2 separate regions of the Mus musculus genome follow, and region 1 is linked to region 2. Evidence: chromatin contacts called from ENCODE Hi-C or POLR2A ChIA-PET data. All regions are on one chromosome and are shown on one strand. The core of a region is the stretch at or near the end of the contact, and the rest is flanking DNA. Distances in the headings are between cores, read along the strand shown. Region 1 overlaps Znrf1 (zinc and ring finger 1). Region 2 overlaps Znrf1 (zinc and ring finger 1).

The links. A loop is a pair of places that touch in the nucleus more often than their neighbours do. ChIA-PET counts read pairs that join two places held with the same protein, here RNA polymerase II (POLR2A).
Region 1: a map of heart shows a loop between it and region 2 (2.1-fold over the local background). The contact joins two enhancer-like sites. A Hi-C loop is called at or near these places in 5 of 37 maps with a recorded cell type or tissue (heart and v-Abl transformed pro-B cells). POLR2A ChIA-PET finds 5 or more read pairs at or near these places in 1 of 5 experiments (Patski).

The regions. Positions count from the first base shown.
Region 1 is chr8:111,593,253-111,597,800 of GRCm38, reverse strand. All of the region lies in intron 1 of Znrf1 (zinc and ring finger 1), which reads right to left. Among named protein-coding and RNA genes, the nearest start is that of Ldhd, 35 kb to the left of the region's middle. Within about 2 kb of position 1,965, at least 1 of the 3 ENCODE cell types and tissues checked has a DNase peak (open chromatin) inside an H3K27ac peak, as active enhancers do; it is heart, where a contact is called at or near this core.
Region 2 is chr8:111,560,274-111,565,165 of GRCm38, reverse strand. All of the region lies in intron 1 of Znrf1 (zinc and ring finger 1), which reads right to left. Among named protein-coding and RNA genes, the nearest start is that of Znrf1, 26 kb to the right of the region's middle. Within about 2 kb of position 3,170, at least 1 of the 3 ENCODE cell types and tissues checked has a DNase peak (open chromatin) inside an H3K27ac peak, as active enhancers do; it is heart, where a contact is called at or near this core.

The sequences.
Region 1 (4,548 bases), core at 716-3,215, 34 kb before region 2:
GGAGGGAGTGCCAGCCTCACAGCCTTATTGCTTTCCTGTCACCCACAGCTACATGGAAATATCCTAGTGTTTTTTGAGGTATTGACTAAAGGGTCAAAAGAAATTTCCTAGAGAGTCCCTGGGTATAGCACAAACAAAAAGAGCCTCCAATTCTAAGATCCCTAAAATAGCACATGATCTCTACCAGGGTGTGCAAGGCATAGTATTCATTGTTTCTCCTCTGGCTCAGATTACTTGACTCTGGGAGATAAGAATGAGGAAGTTGAGGGTGGGAATAAGGAGACTGGTGGAAAAGACTCCAACATGTTAGTGGGAACATGAGGATACCTCATAAATCTTTCCTGTGACAACAGAGCCAAGGTTAAGAAAGCCAAGGCCCTCCTACTGAAAGCAAGCAATCTGTAACAGAAAGTTACATCACGGACAAGCACAAGGCAGCAGACAAATTATGTCCTATGCAGTCTGTGTTCTGGACCTTTCCCTCATAAATGCCTATGAGATGAGAGAACCACAAACTGCAAACTCCTTCTTCACTTTGACATTTTGCCTTGAGGACTATTTTTATATTGGTTTTAACATTTCCTTATTTCCAGTCAGCACACCAATTTCCCAGAAGATTGGCTTCAGAAACATAAATATTGACAAATACTGCTTATTGAAATATGTGGCAAGAATTAAAAAGCACCCATCCAGACAGACAGACAGATCTCGACTCAGCACCAGTGCTCAGATGCTTTCTCTCTGTTCAAGAGAAATGAAGCCAGCATCAGGCACATCACCTCCCGACTCGAGGCTGTACGCCTTTAATCCCAGTACTTGAGGCTAAGGCAAGTTCCAGGTCAGACAGGGTTACAGAGTGAGACCCTGTCTCAGAAAAGAAGGCAAAGCGGAATAATTGGGATTCTTTGGTCCTGCTGAAAATTATCTGGGCTCTCGCAGTCCATTTGGGTTGCTATGACTAAATACTGTGGACCACCAGTAGCTTAAAGAGCAAATATTTATTTCTCACAGTTCTATTGACTTTCAAGCCAAAGATACAAGGTGCTAGCAGATGTAGTGTTTTACTCCTGGCCTGTAGGCAACAGCCTTCTTGTTGTGTCCTAACATGGTAGAGAGTGCTGGTGACTCTGTCTCGTCTAAAAGCACAACTCCATGATCAAGACTCCATTGTAACAACCTTATCTAAAGCCAAGCACCTCCCACAGACCCCACCGCTTACACCACACCAGATGACGGGATTCCAGAGAGGACTTGGAGTATAATCTTTACACCCACAGAGTACATTCTATTCTCTAGGTACCAATGAAAACATAACTGCTGGCCAAACTCAGGATGGGCATTAAATCAGTCAGTCTGTCCATTCACATTTACTCTATATTGAACAGTAGGATACACAGCAGAGAATTAAATATAATTTCTACTCTTGGTGAATCAATGGGTGTCCTTAGGGAACTGAACAGAAATGTCCACAGTGGATTAGGCTTATCTGGTGAATAGACCTTATACATAGATTCTTGGGACTCTTGGGATGGGCTCAGGATCCATCCGTTTCCAGAAGCACTACGCCAAGTTCTCATGGAACCGTATGAAGGAGGACCAACCGTGTACTACTGCACAGAGCTAACCAACTACAGGTATGTGCACCCACTGCTGGAGTTTACCCCGGCAGAGGCTGCCTTCAACTTCTCAGTTCCAGCAACTGCTGAAACCAGGGCGAGGGGTAAGTAGGACAGGGAAGTGCGCGCGCCGCAGAATGTCGGTTAAGAGCCCGCTGTCTGCAGACTGCTTCCTGCCTGCCACAGATAACAATCGCATGTGCCTGTGTACAGATCTCTACCAGACAGTGGTGTGTTTGTGAAGGGAACTGTTGCGGTTGGTCCCCGGGCAGGCTGAACCAATCCCATTAGGCTAGAGCAACCTGCAGCCTCTCATTCTTCCTGTCAACAAGAGCAGGTGGAGGGGCCCTTCTAGAGGTGCCCAGGGTGCAGCCAGCAGAGATGACCTAAGCTTACTACTCTTAATGGGCTGGCAAGGGTCCCAACAACCACTTTCAGAGCAAAAGGGACTATTTTTGGAGGTTGAAAGGGGAACGGAGTGGGGGTGGTGAGAGAAGATATAGGTATCAAACCCAGAGCCTTGTGTATAGAAAATGCTCTCCCATTGGGCTAAATCCCCAGCTTCACAATCTCCATAGCTCCTTTGGGGGGACTACAGCCACTGTGGCAGTCTAAAAAATATCTTAGAAATCTCTTCTATTATGGAAATCTTCAAACAAAAAATAGAATGAGCTTCCAAGTACTAGCCGCCTAGCCTCAACAATGACCAACTCCGGGACAGGCCCATCTCATGCTTGCCTGAGGTATACATATCTTGGTTTGCTAGGACAATCTGGTTATGGATTGCTATCCTAGTGCAATGAATAGTTCTCTCCTTTAGTCTTAGATGTGTCTAAATCTGGATGGCAAATTTTACACTGTTCACCATAGCTACTTTCCCTGCCCCAGATTATTTTGAAGTAAATCCTAGACATGAGTCCACCATAAATGTTCCATTAAACTTAGAGCATTGTGCTCTTTCTTCTAGATAGTCATGCTGTGCTGTTCTTGTCTCCCAGCAGGAAGGAAAGAATGGGCAGATTTGGTGTATGCTGGCATGTAGACTCTTGATACCCATCCTGTGGCCTGTCTGCCTGTTTCCAGCTTATGGACGAGACTGGCACACGCAGACAGAAGCCAAGTGTGTGCCCAGATCAGCATGTTCACTCTATATTTGGCCACTGTACCTACTGCCTCCATACAGGACTCAGAAACAAGTTACAAACTCAGGACAGGAGAGTGAATCTCTACAATTAACAGAAGGAACAGCGGGCATTTGAACAGTTCAAAGTAGGTCAAAACAGTAAAACCTACAAGAGAATAAAATCCCAGCCTTTCTTGCTATCACTGCAAAATTCCAGATCTAGGGTAAAGTTGGGACATCTGAAGTAACCATACAGGAAACCAGGGGGAAATGGGACACAGTGACATCTGAGTCCTTAGAAGAGGTCCCACAAAGGTCTATATGACCTAGCAACGTCACTTCTGGGTTATTTCTCAGACACAGTGGATGTTTGTCACAGCACACTGTAGGACATCCCAGAACAGCACCATGGGAGACCATGGTTGGTGCAACAGAGAACATGCACACTGAGACAGTACAAGAGTTCCCAAGCAAGCAGACACAAACAATGGACTCAATACACATACAGTGGCAGATCTAAAAACAAAGGCCAAGGAACAAGAACTCTCTCTCTCTCTCTCTCTCTCTCTCTCTCTCTCTCTCTCTCTCACACACACACACACACACACACACACACACACACACACACACAGGGGGGGGGAGAGGGAGGGAGGAAGGAAGGCAGGCAGGAAGGAAATAAAAATGCATCTATACACAACTATTTTAAGTCTTGGGGGCTGGAGAGATGACACAGTGGCTAAGATCACTGCTCTTACAGAGGATCTGGGTTTGATACCCAGCACCCGAATGGCAGCTCACAGCCATCTCTAGCTCTAGTTCCAGGGCCTCTGACACCCTCTTCTGGTGTCTGTGGGCCCTTAAGCCACCTTCACAGCTCCCTCAATTTAAAAAAATACTTTCTTTTACCCAACAAGATAGGATCTGAGGGGTAGGGTCAGGAGCACTGAAAAAAGATGCCTCACTTCTTCCTGTAAGTCACAGCAAGGTGGTCTTCTTGCAGTTCACACACGGGAATGGTGTGACTAGTGGCTTATGTGGCAATCACTGGACTTAACATAGCTTCTGCATCTCAGTGTAAAAGCAGAGGGACTCAGATGGAGCCCCTTCAGCCCTCTTCACTGCAATTCCTCCCATCACAACGAGGGCCTAGGACTGCTGCGCACTGGGCCATCTACTTCCATCTACTTCCAGTTAAAGGACTCTGTTATGTTTACATTTCTAACCTATAGAAGAGAAAAGACAATCCAAAGTTGCATCCTGTTTTAACACTTCACTGGCTACAGGAGTTCCTATGTGTTTGGTACACAGATCACTGTCTCTAGCATGCAGACACCAAAATCTAGGTCCATTTTCTCCACTCCACTGTAGCTTACTACATGCCAGACTCAGGGAAGGAAAGACACTGAACAGCACACAGGGGAGGAAAGAGCTGCTTTATGGAGCTCCAGCTCTTGATAGGGCACAAGAAAACAATTAAAAGGCAAAGCACGCCTCACTGCCTGAATTATAATAGGGCCAGGACAAGGTGCTAGCACAAGGAGTGGGGCTACACTGAACTTTGGGGCTAGGATCGTGGTAATATAGGAAAGACATCATTAAAAAGAAGGGCAGTCTAAAAAAAAAGCAACTAAGGCCTTGAGGTGGCCAGTTGAGTTCTTTAATGTGGCTCCTCAGAAAGGAATGACATCATCATACAATACTATACCTACCAACAGCTGCAAAGTGTAATGTGTCCCAAAATGTCCTCAGTACTGTTTTTACTCTCGCACACTTCCAGAACTCCTGACACCCCTCATTTAGTGCTGGAGT
Region 2 (4,892 bases), core at 1,921-4,420:
CTCTCAAAATGGCCCATCAGTCAAGGATCAGGGAAGCAAACCTGAGCAGGCAGCTGGGGAACTCACAGATACATAGATGATTTTAATAAAGGAAGAACACAGGAGAGCCAATATAGGCCTTGGATTCATAATCTTCCCGCCTACCAAGAAAGACAGAAGAGGCTGAGTTATCACCCTTAACTTTCCCTGTCACTCCTACACAAGGGAAGGCCAGCTCACCACTGAGAGGATGAGAATGAGGGACACGGAACAAACGGTTCTGGTTCTAAGACTCTTAAGTTAATGCACAGTGCAACACACTTATGTATGAGCTAACAACAATTCTTTAATGCTGGGAAGACTGCCCTAAAGTTTGCTGGGTGTAGTGGTCCATGCCTCTACTCCCAATACTGGAGGCATAGGCAGGAAGACCCCAAGTTTGAGGACAGCCAGGGTTACACAGTGAGACACTCGTCTCAAAGGACTCCTAAATAAACTGTCTTAAGAAAACCAGGGCTAGTCCAGCAAGCAGTGATGGCACACTCCTTTGATCCCAACACTCAGGAGGCAGAGGCAGGCTGATCTCTGAGTTCAGGGTCAGCCTGGTCTACAGAGTAAGTTCTACAACACCCAAGGCTACAGACACAGAGAAACCCTGTCTTGAAAAAAACAAAACAAAACAAAACAAAACAAAAAAGGGGTGGAGGTGGAGAAATAGAGAAAGACAGAGCAAGAGAGGGAGGGAGGGAGGGAGGGAGGGAGGGAGGGAGGGAGGGAGGGAGGGAGGGAGGGAGGAAAGGAAGGAGACATGGAGGGAGGGAACCTGGACTGGAGTGTAGCTCATTGAAAAAGCACTTGCCCTACTGACTACACAGCCACGGTGCTCACACAGGGGCCCCCACACAGGGTGTCCTGGGGTGAAAAGGGAGGTGCTCTGCCCTGCTCTGCTCTGTTCCTTTGGTGCTGGGGAATCAAACCCCAGTGCTCATCATGTTATTAAGTGACTTCCAACTCAACTATTCCAGTCCTAATTGTGAATTTTTCATAAGTTAAAATGGGATTATGACCTGGGAAAAACATTAGCTGCGCTTAAAAGGCAGAGGCCTGTAAGAGTTCCAACTTCTGCCTTAGTCCCTTAGAATGCTTTTCTCCCGGAATCTAGCTGCCATATAAGAAAACCCATACCAGTCAAGCAAAGATAGAGCCACGTGAGAGAGGGTTCCTGCCTCCTAGCCATGCTAGTCAAGGTGGCAGGGACTCTAGCAAGTATTTAGACACTCCCGCTACAGGTGCTGTCTGAACACAACCACCCCAGCTGTTGTTACAAAGAACCCAGCTGAGCCCTGCCTAACTTCCTGTGTCACAGAGTTACTATGGTTGTAAGCCATTAAGTTGTTTGTTTGTATGTATGTATGTATGTATGTATGTATGTATGTCTATACACGTATGTGAGGTTTTGTATGTAGGCAGGTGCAAGGGCATATGTGTGCAGAGGCTGAGGATGACCTCAGGCGTTTTGCCTGAGGTGCTGTCCAACAATTTCTTTCTTTTTGAGGCAGGGTCTCTCAGAGGCCTGGCATCTGCCAAGCAAGTTAGGTTGGCTGACTGGCTATCAAGGTCAAGGGAGCCACTTGTCTCCACCTCGCCAACCCTAGGATGACGAGCACATACCTCCATGTCTGGCTTTTTCCATGGGTTCTGGGCATTGAACTCATGTCCTTATGATTGTACAAAAAGGACTTTATTGGACTGAGCCATTATCCCAACCCAAGAAACAAGCCATTAAGTTTTAAGGCTGATTGTATTACGTAACAGCAGACAACAAAGATAGGTTTTAGATCAGCTCTCAAAATCATAGGGACTTGGAGCCAGAGACCCAACTGCCAGGAGGAAGAAAAAAGGGTTCACAAGCCAGTTCAAATTAATTTCCCTATCATAGACTGGTCCTTATCTGTCAGCAAAAAGTTCTGTGGCTTCTCAATTTATATATTAAAAAGCAAGTTGCCGGGCATGGTGGCACACGCCTTTAATCCCAGTACTTGGGAGGCAGAGGCAGGCGGATTTCTGAGTTCGAGGCCAGCCTGGTCTACAGAGTGAGTTCCAGGACAGCCAGGACTATACAGAGAAACCCTGTCTCGGGGGGGAAAAAAAAAAAAAAAAGCAAGTTATCCCAGCAAGCAGGAGACAGGGGCAAGTGTGTCTCTTTGAATTCAAGATCAGCTTGGTTTTCTGCATTATGAGTTCCTGGTCAGCCTAAGCTAGACCTTATAGTTAGACCTTGTTAAACAAAAACAAAAACAAAAACAAAAACAAAAACAGGGAAGGGAAGGGAAGGGAAGGGAAGGGAAGGGAAGGGAAGGGAAGGGAAGGGAAGGGAAGGGAAGGGAAGGGAAGGGAAGGGAAGGGAAGGGAAGGGAAGGGAAGGGAACCCAGGGATTAAATATGAAGAACACATAACATATCATCAGTGTGGTCCCATTCTTAAGAGTTTGTTAAAACATGCCAAGAGTATCATGTGCTGCTCTTACCCGCACATAGCAACATTTCCTGTAAATTATGCAACAGGAAAGAAAACAAACACAATCACATTTAAATGTTGCCATCCTAAAGGTTGTGAAATACAATGTAGATGTCAGACAGAAACTCTGACACTATTTTCTCATCTGTATGATGGGAGTCATGTCCTTCTGTGCTTGAGACGGTTATAAAGGAAAAGTGGGGATATATGTAAAGTTCCGACCCTGAGCTTGGCACGGATCAGGGACTCAAGAAATGTCAAGTTCACAACCCCTTTCTCCCACCCTAGATGAATGAGATGAGATCTCTCAAAGTGTTACATACATAGCCCAAAGATTTTCTTTAAACCTATTAAAGAAACCAAATCATACACGGCTTCATTCATTAAATATACATAGGTATATACCAATATATACTGAACAAATCTTACTTACCCAAGTACAATTAAAACACCAGCATTCCTTTATAAATGTTTAAGATTTCAGTAGCTCAAAGAAGTTAAGTTGGTTCTACATTTTTGGTAGGCTGTTCTCAAGCCTTCAGAACAAAAGTGATGATGACGTGGCTGCCCGAGATGGGTCCTTAAAAGGAGAAGCTGAGGTGAGCCAGAAGCACAGGCGGCTGAGCAAACCCTTAGGGATCCCCATGGCTGACTGAGAGCTGGGACTGAAGCAACAGGCCTTGAATTTACCCTGCTAAGACTGGAACAGGGCACTGGTTTTCATACTCAGAAGGGTGCTAGCAGCAAGCAGAGCTGCGCTCTTGAGAATTGGGAAGACAAGAGCTTCCCTATGATCCTTCTGCATTCTTACATAAGTGGGACCTGCACTGCATTAAACTGGTAATGGCAGCCTCTTACTAATTATAGCCCAGCCTTCATCCGTCTGTTAGATTAAAACTTCCCTCACTCTTTAAGTTAACCACTTGAAGCATAGAACCAGTACAATGAGGCTATTTGTACCTTCCGAGTGTTTTCTTCCTATGGCTTGAATTTTACTACCTACTGACTTTCTCATGTCTGTCTTATGAACTGCAAACTCTGGGTTTTACTTTTTAGCAACAACTCATTTGCTTTCCTCAGGCAAATCTGAGGTGGGAGTTAAATATTTTGGGATCTGCTTAAGGCTGATGGATATATATTTATGAATACATTAAAAATCACATTTCTTTATACAATAATTAACCGGTTAAAGCAAAAGGAATAACCACCAACCAGTGTACTGTGAGGTGTTGTGTGTGTGTACGTGCACGTGAAATATATGTGTCCTTTCCTCTGGGAAAATGAATGGAAGAATAATATAGTCTCTTAGTCCTGTTTTTACACTGAGGTGATATAAATACTATGTATTTACTATAGGCGAGAGTTTTTCATTGTATAAGCATAAGGACCCGAGTTCAAATCCTTAGCAACTATCTAAAAAGCTAGCTGTAGCTGTACATTCATCACCTGAGCTCCAACTCTGTAGGGGGGGGGGGGACAAGGGGGCCGATGTCATTTGCTGCCGGGCTAGTCCCAGGTGAGTATGAAATCGTTTGACAAAGGAATAAGGGAGACAGTGGCAGAGCAGGACCCACAGTGTCCTTGTCCTCCTTTGGCTTCTGCATACTCTCTACACACACGCATACATGTGTGCTTAGACTCACGAATGTGAGCATGCACTTTTTTAGGTTCAAGGTCATCCCCAACTATGCAGTGAATTTGTGGCTAGCCTGGTCTACATGTCTTAAAAGAAAAAAAAAAGCCCTAGTTAAAGACACACTGTAACCAGTAAAAACAAATCTATATTATAAAACCCTCCTCCTAAAAGCAAAAAAAAAAAAAAAAAATTATTAAGCTGGAGTCAATTTTTAATTTAAATAAGGACTGGGAAAGGAGAGAAGGAACAAACAGACAGAGATGATAAACACTACATTGAATGTGAATGTGAAGTTTCCAACATAAAGAAAAAAATGTTAGTCTGAATTTAAAAACAGCAGGACACCAGGACACCCTTTCCATATGTTTTCTACCAGTAAACTCTCTAGATGCAAACAGTACCTGGCGTGGGGGAGCACAGAGCATACCTTTGGTCCCACACTTGGGAAGCAGGAGACAGGCAGATCTCTGGGAGTTCTAGGCTAACCAGGGCTAAATAATGAGACCCTAAAGAAAGAAAAAAACAAGGCACAGAAAGGTAGAAGTCAAAGGGTGACAGATAAACATAGCCACACTATTACTCCTGAGTGCAAAGGTGGTGTGGCTTCTTAACACTCCTCTGCAATTACGCAGACAAGATCGGTATAGTTCTAGAAGAAATGAAAAGAACAACCAAACAAGGACAGAACAGCCGACCAAGGACAGAACAGCCGACCAATAGTAGAAACTACTTTTTCTACAAAGTATGGAGCATTCATTA